Regions from separate parts of the Homo sapiens genome. Here region 1 is linked to region 2. The links are chromatin loops, found by intact Hi-C in ENCODE. Cell type or tissue: heart right ventricle. All regions are shown on one strand.

Evidence for each region. Hi-C counts contacts between places; a loop is a spot of excess contacts. Peaks named below come from ENCODE experiments on the same cell type or tissue, not always from the same donor. Only the 100,000 strongest peaks of a DNase experiment are listed, where the experiment ranks them.
Region 1: it touches region 2 in a loop (2.9-fold over the local background); 22 of 110 quality-filtered maps call a loop at or near these places.

Annotation. Positions count from the first base shown.
Region 1 is chr17:6,746,719-6,751,718 of GRCh38, forward strand. It overlaps the pseudogene RPL23AP73. Among named protein-coding and RNA genes, the nearest start is that of XAF1, 6.8 kb to the right of the region's middle. In heart right ventricle, a CTCF peak has its summit at 2,987 (motif pointing right); no DNase peak of the experiment used is centred here; H3K27ac peaks cover 172 bases.
Region 2 is chr17:7,019,104-7,024,103 of GRCh38, forward strand. BCL6B (BCL6B transcription repressor) reads left to right here and starts at 3,947. Exons shown (of 9, transcript NM_181844.4): 1 at 3,947-3,996; 2 at 4,557-4,747; 3 at 4,980-5,000. The coding sequence starts at 4,569. It overlaps MIR497HG (mir-497-195 cluster host gene), which reads right to left and starts at 551. Exons shown (of 3, transcript NR_038310.1): 1 at 275-551. RefSeq lists a silencer at 2,901-3,040. In heart right ventricle, CTCF peaks have their summits at 3,069 (motif pointing left) and 3,280; DNase peaks (open chromatin) are centred at 901, 3,078, 3,378, 4,698 and 1 weaker place; H3K4me3 peaks cover 4,837 bases; H3K27ac peaks cover 4,794 bases; H3K27me3 peaks cover 1,325 bases.

The DNA.
Region 1 (5,000 bases), 270 kb before region 2:
CCTGTAGTCCCAGCACTTGGGAGGCTGAGGCAGGAGAATGGTGTGAATCCGGGAGGCAGAGCTTGCAGTAAGCCAAGATCGCACCACTGCACTCCAGCCCAGGTGACAGAGTGAGACTCCATCTGAAAATAAATAAATAAATAAATAAATAAATAAATAAATAAATAAGAGTATAATTGGGTTGTTTGTAAAAGAAAGTATAAACACTTGAGGTGATGGATACCCAATCCCAATGTGAATATTATGCCTTGCATGTCTATATCGAAATATCTCATGTATTTCATAAATATATACACCTACTATATACCCACAAAAATTAAAAATTAAAAAAATTTCTCATCTCCAAGTTACTCCCCAACTCATTGCAATCATACCGATATTCCCATAAATAATAACTATAAATTCTGGACAAGGTACCACAATAAACAACCTGAATGCACTGGAGGATAAAAAAATACAGATTCTGGAGGGAGTCAACACTTAAGGGAACTGCACTACCCAACGCTTGTGAAAATCCCAACATTAGTTGACACGTGGAAGCAGGAAACTGTATTGAGTGAGTTTCTATTTTCACAGCTTCTAGTATAAGGGCAGAGCACCTAGGCTATCTAAAGCTCTAATAGGGAAGTCACTGTCTTTCTGTCCTAAAGAACCTGAGGACAACCGCAGCAGCTGGAAAGTAATGGTGAAATCTCAGAAAGGAGAGTGCAGAGAGGGGAAGCCTTAAATTCTGCGAATAAACTCTGCCCAAATCCCTGGATGACCCCTGAATTACATACACAGGAGAGAAGTTCTAAGTAACCTAGTTAAAAATCTAAACTGAGTTTGAGGAGATGAATATCTCAATTATACTGATTTAATTATTACACATTGTATACAGGTATAAAGATATTACATGTACTCCCAAAATATGTGTAACTATTATATGTTCTTTTTTTTTAAAGAACACAGAAATTTTAGTCAAGTAAAATAAAGAAATTTTTTTTTTTTTTTTTTGAGACAGAGTCTCGCCCTGTCTCCCAGGCTGGAGTGCAGTGGCCCGATCTTGGCTCACTACAACCTCTGCCTCCTGGGTTCAAGCGATTCTCCTGCCTCAGCCTCCCAAGTAGCTGGGACTACAGGCATCTGCCACCTTGCCCGGCTAATTTTTGTATTTTTAGTACAGACGGGGTTTCACCATATTGGCCAGGCTGGTCTTGAACTCCTGACCTTGTGATTTGCCTGCCTCGGCCTCCAAAAGTGCTGGGATTACTGGCGTGAGCCACTGCACCCGGCCAATAAATTGTATCTTGATCTTGGAAAGAAACAAAAAGAGCCCAAATTGAGACTTGAGAATCAAAGATTGCCTTTGCATCCCGCCAGTTAACTGCCTGCAACAAACAAACAAACAAAAATCAATGGTTTTCAGAGGGAGCTAAAAGAAGCCAGCATCTATACAACATAATATTCACAATGTCTAGAATTCAATCCCAAATTACTTGAAAAGCAAAGAAACAGATAAATGTGATCCCTTCTCAAGAGAACATACAATCAAAAGCCCAATCCAAGATGACCCATATGTTGTAATTATTAGACAAGGATTTTAAAACACCTGTTGTAACCATGCATAATCATGTAAAGAAAAATATATATCTGTAATAAATAAACAAATGGAAAATCTCAGCAGATAAATAAAAACTATACAAATAAACCATGCGGAAGTTCTAAAATTGATTAAAATATCTAAAATTAAAAATTAACAGCAGTTAGAAGATGACAGAGGAGTCAGTGAATTTGAAACTAGATCAACAGAAATTATCTAATCTGAAGAAAAAAAATAAAATAGAAGAGATCCTCAACATCAAAATGTCTAAGACACTTTTAATGAGTCCCAGAGAAAGAGACAAAGAATGGGGCAGAAAAAAATCTTGCAGAACAATGGCTGAAATTTTCCCCAATTTGGTGAAAGACATTAATTTACAGGCACAAGAAATTCAGCAAACCCCAGTCAGGATAAAGATGAAGAAATCTATGTGTAGACAAATCATTATGAAACTGCTGAAAACCAAAGATAAAAAGAAAACCTGATGCCTGTCAGAGAAAAATGACAGATTACATACAGGGGAATGACAACTCAAATGACCATGTACTTCTCACCAGATACTATGGAGGCCAAATAACATTTGTAATGTACTGAAAGAAAAAATAAACTGTCAACCCAGAATTCTACTTCCAATGAAAATAGCCTTCAAGAATTGGGGCAAAATAAAGGAATTTTCAGATAAAAGAAATCTAAAAGAATTCATTGCCAGCTGGGTGCAGTGGCTCACTCCTGTAATCCCAGCACTTTGGGAGGCTGAGATGGGCAGATCACCTGAGATCAGGAGTTTGAGACCAGCCTGGTCAACCTGGTGAAACCCTGTCTCTACTAAAAATACAAATATTAGCCAGGCCCGGTGGTGGATGCCTGTAATCTCAGCTACTCAGGAGGCGAGGCAGGAGAATCACTTGAACCCAGGAGGTGCCGGTTGTAGTGATCCAAGATCATGCCATTGTACTCCAGCCTCTGTGGCAGAGTAAGACTCCATCTCAAAAACAAACAAACAAATAAACAAAACAAAACAAAAAACACCACCACCAACAAAAAGAATTCATTGCCAAAAGACCTACACTACAAAATAAAAAGTGCTTTAGGCTGAAGGGAAATTAAAATGTATGGAAAGACCTTCAGTAAAAACTCTGGACACTAAAGCTCAGGTGAGCTACCTGGCAGGTGATCATACATCAATGTGCTAGGAAGGTGATGCATCCCCAAGCATAAATTAAAATGGAATTCAAAAAAATATTCAAAGAATCCAAAAGAAGGCAAGAAAAGAGGAACACGGGAACAAAACACAAGAGGCATACAGGAAAAATGACAATAATGTTGCAGACCTAAATTCAACCATATCGACAATTATATTAAATGTTAATATACTAAGCACTCCAATTAAAATACAGAATTGGACCCTGTTCACAAGATGGCGCCAAAAGCGAAGAAGGAAGCTCCTGCCCCTCCTAAAGCAGAAGCCAAAGCAAAGGCTTTAAAGGCAGTGTTGAAAGGTGTCCACAGCCACATAAAAAAGAAGATCCACAAGAAAAGAAGATCCACCCACCTTCTGGCCGCCCAAGACACTGTGACTCCTGAGGCAGCCCAGATATCTTCAGAAGAGCGCCCCTGGGAGAAACAAGCTTGATCACTATGCTATCATCAAGTTTCTGCTGACCCCTGAGTCTGCCATGAAGAAGACAGAAGGCAGCAACACACTCATGTTCATTGTGGATGTTAAAGCCAAAAAGCACCAGATCAAATAGGCCGTGAAGAAGCTCTGTGACATTGATGTGGCCGCAGTCAACACCCTGATCAGCCTGATGGAGAGAAGAAGGCATATGTTCAACTGGCTCCTGATTACGATGCTTTGGACGTTACCAACGAAATTGGGATCATCTAAACTGAGTCCAGCTGGCTAATTCTAAATATATGTATATCTTTTCACCATAAAAAAAATATGGAATTGGAAGTAGCTCCCCAACTTACTGCTTGCTGAAGAAAAGGCATAGATCATCCATTCCCATTGCTTCCATACTCATATGAAATATTTGGTATATATCTACCCAAAAGTAATATGCTGTTCCACTCCCCTGTACTCTGCCTTCTGCCTCAAATGTCCTTCCTATCTCATACCACCCTCACCTCCAGCATTCAACACACACACACACACACACACACACACACACATTTAGACTCCCTCATGTCTTACCTTTCCATGAAGGTGATATGATCTGACCACTCCACTTACTCCAATTAAAATAGATCATATCTATGCATGGGTGAGATTATATCTTGCTATTCAAGCTCACTAGGAGCTGAGACTTCATTTTGTTTGTTATTGTAGCCCCTGGGCCAGGTGTATATAGGCTATTTAGCTATCAAAAACATTAATCAGCAATCAAAATTAAGTAGTGAATATAGTAGGCTGTTCTCCACGAATACAATTTGTAATAACAAACTTGAATAGGGGAGTAATTCAACCCAGACTATGCCCTCTGCTTTATAAAATAATATCCTGCCAACTTGGCGTGACATTGAATTTTTTTTTCCTGACAAATACTGACATATTTGCTCAAACAAATTAATATCCTTCCTTTGATTCGTTTTGTTTTGGAGGAAATAAGTTCACATGTCAATGTAAAAGCTGATCCTTACAACCTCTCTTCCAAATGAATTTTTGTATCTTCATGATAACAAGATAATTAAGGAACAGTAAACTTTTCTTTAACTTTGTCTTTTTCTTTTTAGACATAACCCTGGCCTTCTGCATGGAGCCGTCGCTACTGAGATAGAAAAACAATGATGAGCTGCTAAGTATTTAACAGCCAGATCTTGGGGATGGGGAGATACTCGATTTGTAGCATTTGCCCATTTCCACGGTTTAAATACTCTCACTATGGCCAATTTTAAGGTATCAGCATGACCTTATAAATGGAACATTAAGAAGAGATGGACAGGTCGGGCCCAGTGGCTCATGCCTGTAATCCTAGCACTTTGGGGGGCTGAGGCAGAAGGATCACGAGGTCAGGAGTTCAAGACCAGCCTGGCCAAGATGGTGAAACCCCATTTCTACTAAAAATACAAAAATTAGCCTGATGTGGTGGTGGACGCCTGTAATCCTAGCTACTCAAGAGGCTGAGGCAGAGAATTGCTTGAACCCGGGAGGTGGAGGTTGCAGTGAGCCGAAATGGCACCATTGCACTCCAGCCCGGGCGACAGAGCGAGACTCCTTCTCAAAAAAAAAAAAAAAAAAAAAAAAAAAAAAAGAAGAAGAAGAAGAAGAAGAAGAAGAAGAGATGGACACAATATCTTGGAGCCAGTGTGAATCATTGTAAGAAAGACCACGTGATGTCAAGGACAGGGTAGGAAGAAACATAAGTTTCCATTTTTAAAAATTAAAACACTAGTTATTCCCTAAAATGAGAGTCTG
Region 2 (5,000 bases):
TGCCCCCAGCTCCTACCTCGGCAGAGCCTTTGTGGGGGGTGAAAGAGAAATTAAACACTATCCTAACGGCTGGGGATGTTGGGGGGCTCTCTGGTCTCAGCCTTTGGTTTCCGTCTGGGGGGCTGCAGTTTAGGGGTATAAGAGAAAGCCTCTCCAATCATCCCCCCAATTCCAAGACTGACAAAGCCAACCCCACCCCAGCACGCACCTCCAAACCTCCCCCCCAACCGCCACGTCTCTCCTGAAAACAGAGGACACTTCCCTCCCCACTTACCTCAGCTACTCTCCCCTGAGATCCTGGTCCCCTATTTTGAAAAGAGCAAAATTTAGGGTGCATCCCTCACATTTGGGGTGCAGGAGAAAGGAGCCGCCCCAGTCGCATCGCTGGCCTCCTTCCTCTCGGCTGGCTCAGGGACTGGGGAGTGCCCTGGGGAGGGGGCACCCCCACAAGAGATCTCAGGAGGGGTTCCTCCACTCCCAGTCAGAATTGGGGACACCCCCCCAAAACCCGTCCCAGCCCATCCGTCTCCAACTCGGCGGGAGAGGCAGCTGCAATGCCCCAGTCAGATTCACCCAACACTACATTCCTCACCCCATCTAGAGGGGTCCCGGGGTCCCCAAAAAATCCCAAAAAAATCTAGGATGTTGGGAGGACGGTCCTGGACTAGCTCCCCAAATTTGGGGTCCTCAGATACCCCCGTTTTTTCAGGAAAATTCCGTCTTTTGCCTGCCTCCCGCCAGCCCTGCTCTGTCCCGATGCCAATTTTGGAAGTCACTCCCTCCTTCCTCCTCCCCGTCTCTCCAGGCCCCCCCCACCGCTCGGGGGCTAGGGTCCAGGACACCTGGCTTCCAGACCGGGGGGAATCACTCCTCAAAGGGCTAGGGGCCAGGAGGTCAAGCTCATTGCCCCTGTCTTAAGGAAGCAGGAAAGCCCGTTCCTCCCTTCCCCTCCCCCCTGGCTGGTCACCGTGGTGGTTTAGGAAAGCCTGGAGGATTGGAATCTGCCATTGCTGTTGCACAGGCAGTTTTTTTTCTTGGGTTGGGGGGGTGGGCGGTGGGAGGGAGAGAGGGGAGGAGGGCCGAAGAGAGAAGGGACCCAGGCGCGAAGAGCTGGCCTGGCTTACCCTGTAGCCCCGGCTGCCGTGGGGAACCCCTCCCCGCCATCTCACCCACACTCCCAGTCCTCTGTCTGCTTTCTGTTTGGGGCTCATCCTAGAAAATCAGGGTGCAAGAATCACCTCCTTGTACCCCACCAGCACCCCTCCTTGCCACAGTTCCAACAGCACTGCCCTGGTCAGGGGTGCCCACTTGGCCAAGGGACACCCCATTTTTCTCCAACTTCCCCCAAACTAAGGGGTGCTCCCTTAAGAAATTGGGATTCAGAGTCTGAAACCGCCTTTTCTCCCTCTCTTCTCCCTCAAGCCACATAATAATAAAAGGAGATACCACACCCTTTCCAAGTTTCTCCCTTCAAATCCTGGGCTTATTTGGGGGTTCACTAAAGAAACTTCTAGAATCTGGGGTGAGAGGGCACTATAAGCAAAAGACATCCCAAACCAGGGTCCAAATTAAGTGAACTCCCAAATCAGTCTCACCTTATGATTATCCCTTAGCTTCACCAAAAGCAGCCAGAGTGACAAAACACCCCCAAAATAAGAACACCCCAGAACTTTAGTCTCCTGTCCTCGCGGCCCTCACCTTGTTTCTCCCCTGGGGAAAAAGCTTCTTGGGTATCCATGGATACACAGGAATACCCCACGTCTTTCCACTTTGTGGAACGTGAGTGTCCACAAGACTCAAATATAAAAGTTTGCTCCCCCCTCCCAGGACCCCCAATCACAGAAAGCTTCGAACTTGCTCCCAGCTTCCTATAATGTTCCACCTCAAACTAATTTTTAAAACTCCAAATTGAACTTATTCCCCAAATCTAATCTGAGCCTTGAAACTTAGATGGCACCCCAAAATAGACTGCACCCCCAAATCAGCATGAGTACTTTGGTTCTGCTGATAGTCCAAGATGACACAGGTGAGCACAATCTCCAAATTGTGGGTGTCAGAACCCCCAGAACTAATGTAACTTCCAAGTCAGCCCCATACCTGAAACTTACCATATAGGCCTCAAAGGCTGAATGCAGCCACCGGTGCTCACAATCAAATCAACACCCCATAATAAACAGACACCCCACAACTGATCAAATAATACTCCATCCTGATGCCAAAGGGAGAGCCCCTAGTCTAATTCTCATCTCCAAGCTGGGCAGAGACCTAAATAACCCTCACATGTCAAAGCCACCTCATCGTCCTGAATTTCCCAGTTCCCGGTTTCTCAGCTGTTCTTTCATGCATTCAAATAAAGACACACTCCGGTCTGAAGGGGAGGGCCCCGGGCCTGATATCCAGCCCCGTGGACCATGGTCGGCCATTCCTGGCCAACTGTACACTCTCCCCAGCCCAAATCCGGGGAGCTTCTGCCTTGCAGCTGGATTCAGCTCTAGCACCCCTTCTCCAAATGAGCTTTGCCTTGCCTGCCCGCAATGTCTCCCGAAACAAAATATGAGGGTGTGATCCATGCCCATCTCTCAGATCAGGGACTTCAAATTAGGGTGGTTAAGCCCCCTCCTGCCCTCTCTCCCTCCTCCTTGTTTTCCCTTCTCGTTTACCCCACCCAATTTTAATGTTCAATTAAAAGTCACCTCCAAAGACATCTGGGTAGCAGTGTCTAGCTTAATTCGAAAAGAAAACCCGGAGTTCCCAGGCTCAGGTCCCGCTTCTTGTCCCACCCATTCCCCTGGCTCCTAAAGCCCGCGATTTCTCACCTCGGGTAGGAACCCCAGCCTGAGGGGAAAGTCCCCTCGGTCTCCTAACTCTAGCTCCCTCCGCCCAGCCCTAGTCCCCTCCTAGGAGACAGAGGTGCAAAATAAACCCGCGCAAAGGGGAGGAGGCTAAAGGTTTCAGCCGCCCAGACCAAATGGATCCTGCGCCCGGGTCTGAGCGCACCCCAGGCCGGGTGGAGACGAGGGGCGAGGCGAGGCCAGTGCTCGGCCGCCCCCTCGTGGAAGGAGCCGCACATTGCCGAGCCTTGCCTACTTGCCGCGCTGGACCCCGGCGTCCCGCCAGCCTCCAAGCGTAGCCGACGGGCGGGTGCCCGAGGCCCTCGTGAGCTGGGATTGGGGGAAAGCAAGCGGGCTTTGGGCGGGAGTCCATCTCTCTGGATCCCTACAAGGACCCAGAAGAGAGTCGGGAGCGAGAGAGGCCGGACGCCTAGGTCTCCCGAGCGTCTCTCGCCCCTCCACCCCCACCTCGGGGCTTTCCCCACCTCCTCGAGGGGAAGCAGCTGGCGGAGCCGTCCGGTCGCAGGACAATGGAAGGAAACCAACTAGAAATCATATCCGCCCTCTCCGTACCCCGCCCGGCCAGAGCCCCCCTTTTTGTAGGCCCGGGTAGAGTAGCCTGTCATTCACACCACACCCTCCCCGTCTGAGACCCTACGGGAGCCCACTGTCGTCTGCCCAAACCTGCTGTCTCGTTGGGCTCCCCCTTTTCTCCCTTAACACAGTACAAGAGAGGGAGAGGGGGTTGCCGTATGCACTTTGTCCTGCAGCAAAGGTTGGCTCCTGGCAAACCCTCCCAAAAGCCAACACACCAATTTTCACTGGCCCAGGCCTTCCGACGACTCAGACTCCCGTATTGCCAACCTCGATATCCCTAACCTCCTCCCCAATTCCAATATCCCCGTCCTCGTGTCCACTTGCAGTGACCCAAGACCCCCTACGTTACGACCACCCCTTGTTTCTGAGGTCCCGCCCTCGAGACGGAGACCCCGCCCTGGACTCGCCATCTGGAGAGCGAGGGAGGAAGGAAGGATACAGACCCAGGCGTTCACCCCACCTCCACCCCCGCCCCCGACATCCCGGCCAGATAAAGGAGCCGAGGCCAAGAGGGGAGAGAGACCCCGCCCCCCTTAAGAAGAGAAGCCGCGGCCCCTGCAGGACGGGGGTAAGAACAAGAGACTGAGGGAGCCAGACTCCTGGGTCCCCCAAGAGGGTAGGAGCTTGTGTGGAGCTTGCCATCAGCGAGCCTGAGTCCCAGAAATTGGGCTAAACTAGGGATTGGGGACTAGATAGGAGTCGCAGAATTCCGTAGTTCGGGGAAGGGAGCCTCGGCTGGGATTTGGAGGTGTGTGGACGGCAGGCCGTGAGATCTCGAGGCAGGGTTGGACACCTGAGACACAGGCGCGCAGAGGGGAGTGGCGGTGCTGGAGGGGCACTGGGGGTCGAACCCAGGGCGATGGGCGCGGGATTCCCCACGCTCGCCAACGACGCCGCGGTGTGGAACCTTCAACTGGCTCCAAGCGCTGTGGGATCTGGAAGAGGCAAGGGAGCGAGGGTGTCGTAGAGGGCAGAATGAACAAGAAGAATTAGGAGGGAGGCTGCGTGTGCCGGGGCTAGGGGCTGGAAGTCCTGGCTCTAGTTGCACCTCGGAAGGAAAAGGCAAACAGAGGAGGGAAGGCGTCTTAGGACTGCCTGGATCCAGAGCACTTTCCACGGCCTCTACAGGCCTGTGTCGCTATGGGTTCCCCCGCCGCCCCGGAGGGAGCGCTGGGCTACGTCCGCGAGTTCACTCGCCACTCCTCCGACGTGCTGGGCAACCTCAACGAGCTGCGCCTGCGCGGGATCCTCACTGACGTCACGCTGCTGGTTGGCGGGCAACCCCTCAGAGCACACAAGGCAGTTCTCATCGCCTGCAGGTTCGAGGGGTGGGGCCTGGGGCGGGGCCAAATGGGAAAGGGGTGGGACCACAGGGCCGTTGAGAGGGAATCCGAAGCCAAGTCTTTCAGAAGCAGGAGGCGGAGCGTCCCAGAATTGGGGGCGGGGTGATAGTGAGGAGGCGGGACTTTTTCAGGGGGCGGGGCTTCCTGAAGCTGCGCATGTCTCCCTTGGTTCCCCAGCCCCCAAAGGACTTATCTGCTCTCTCTCTAGTGGCTTCTTCTATTCAATTTT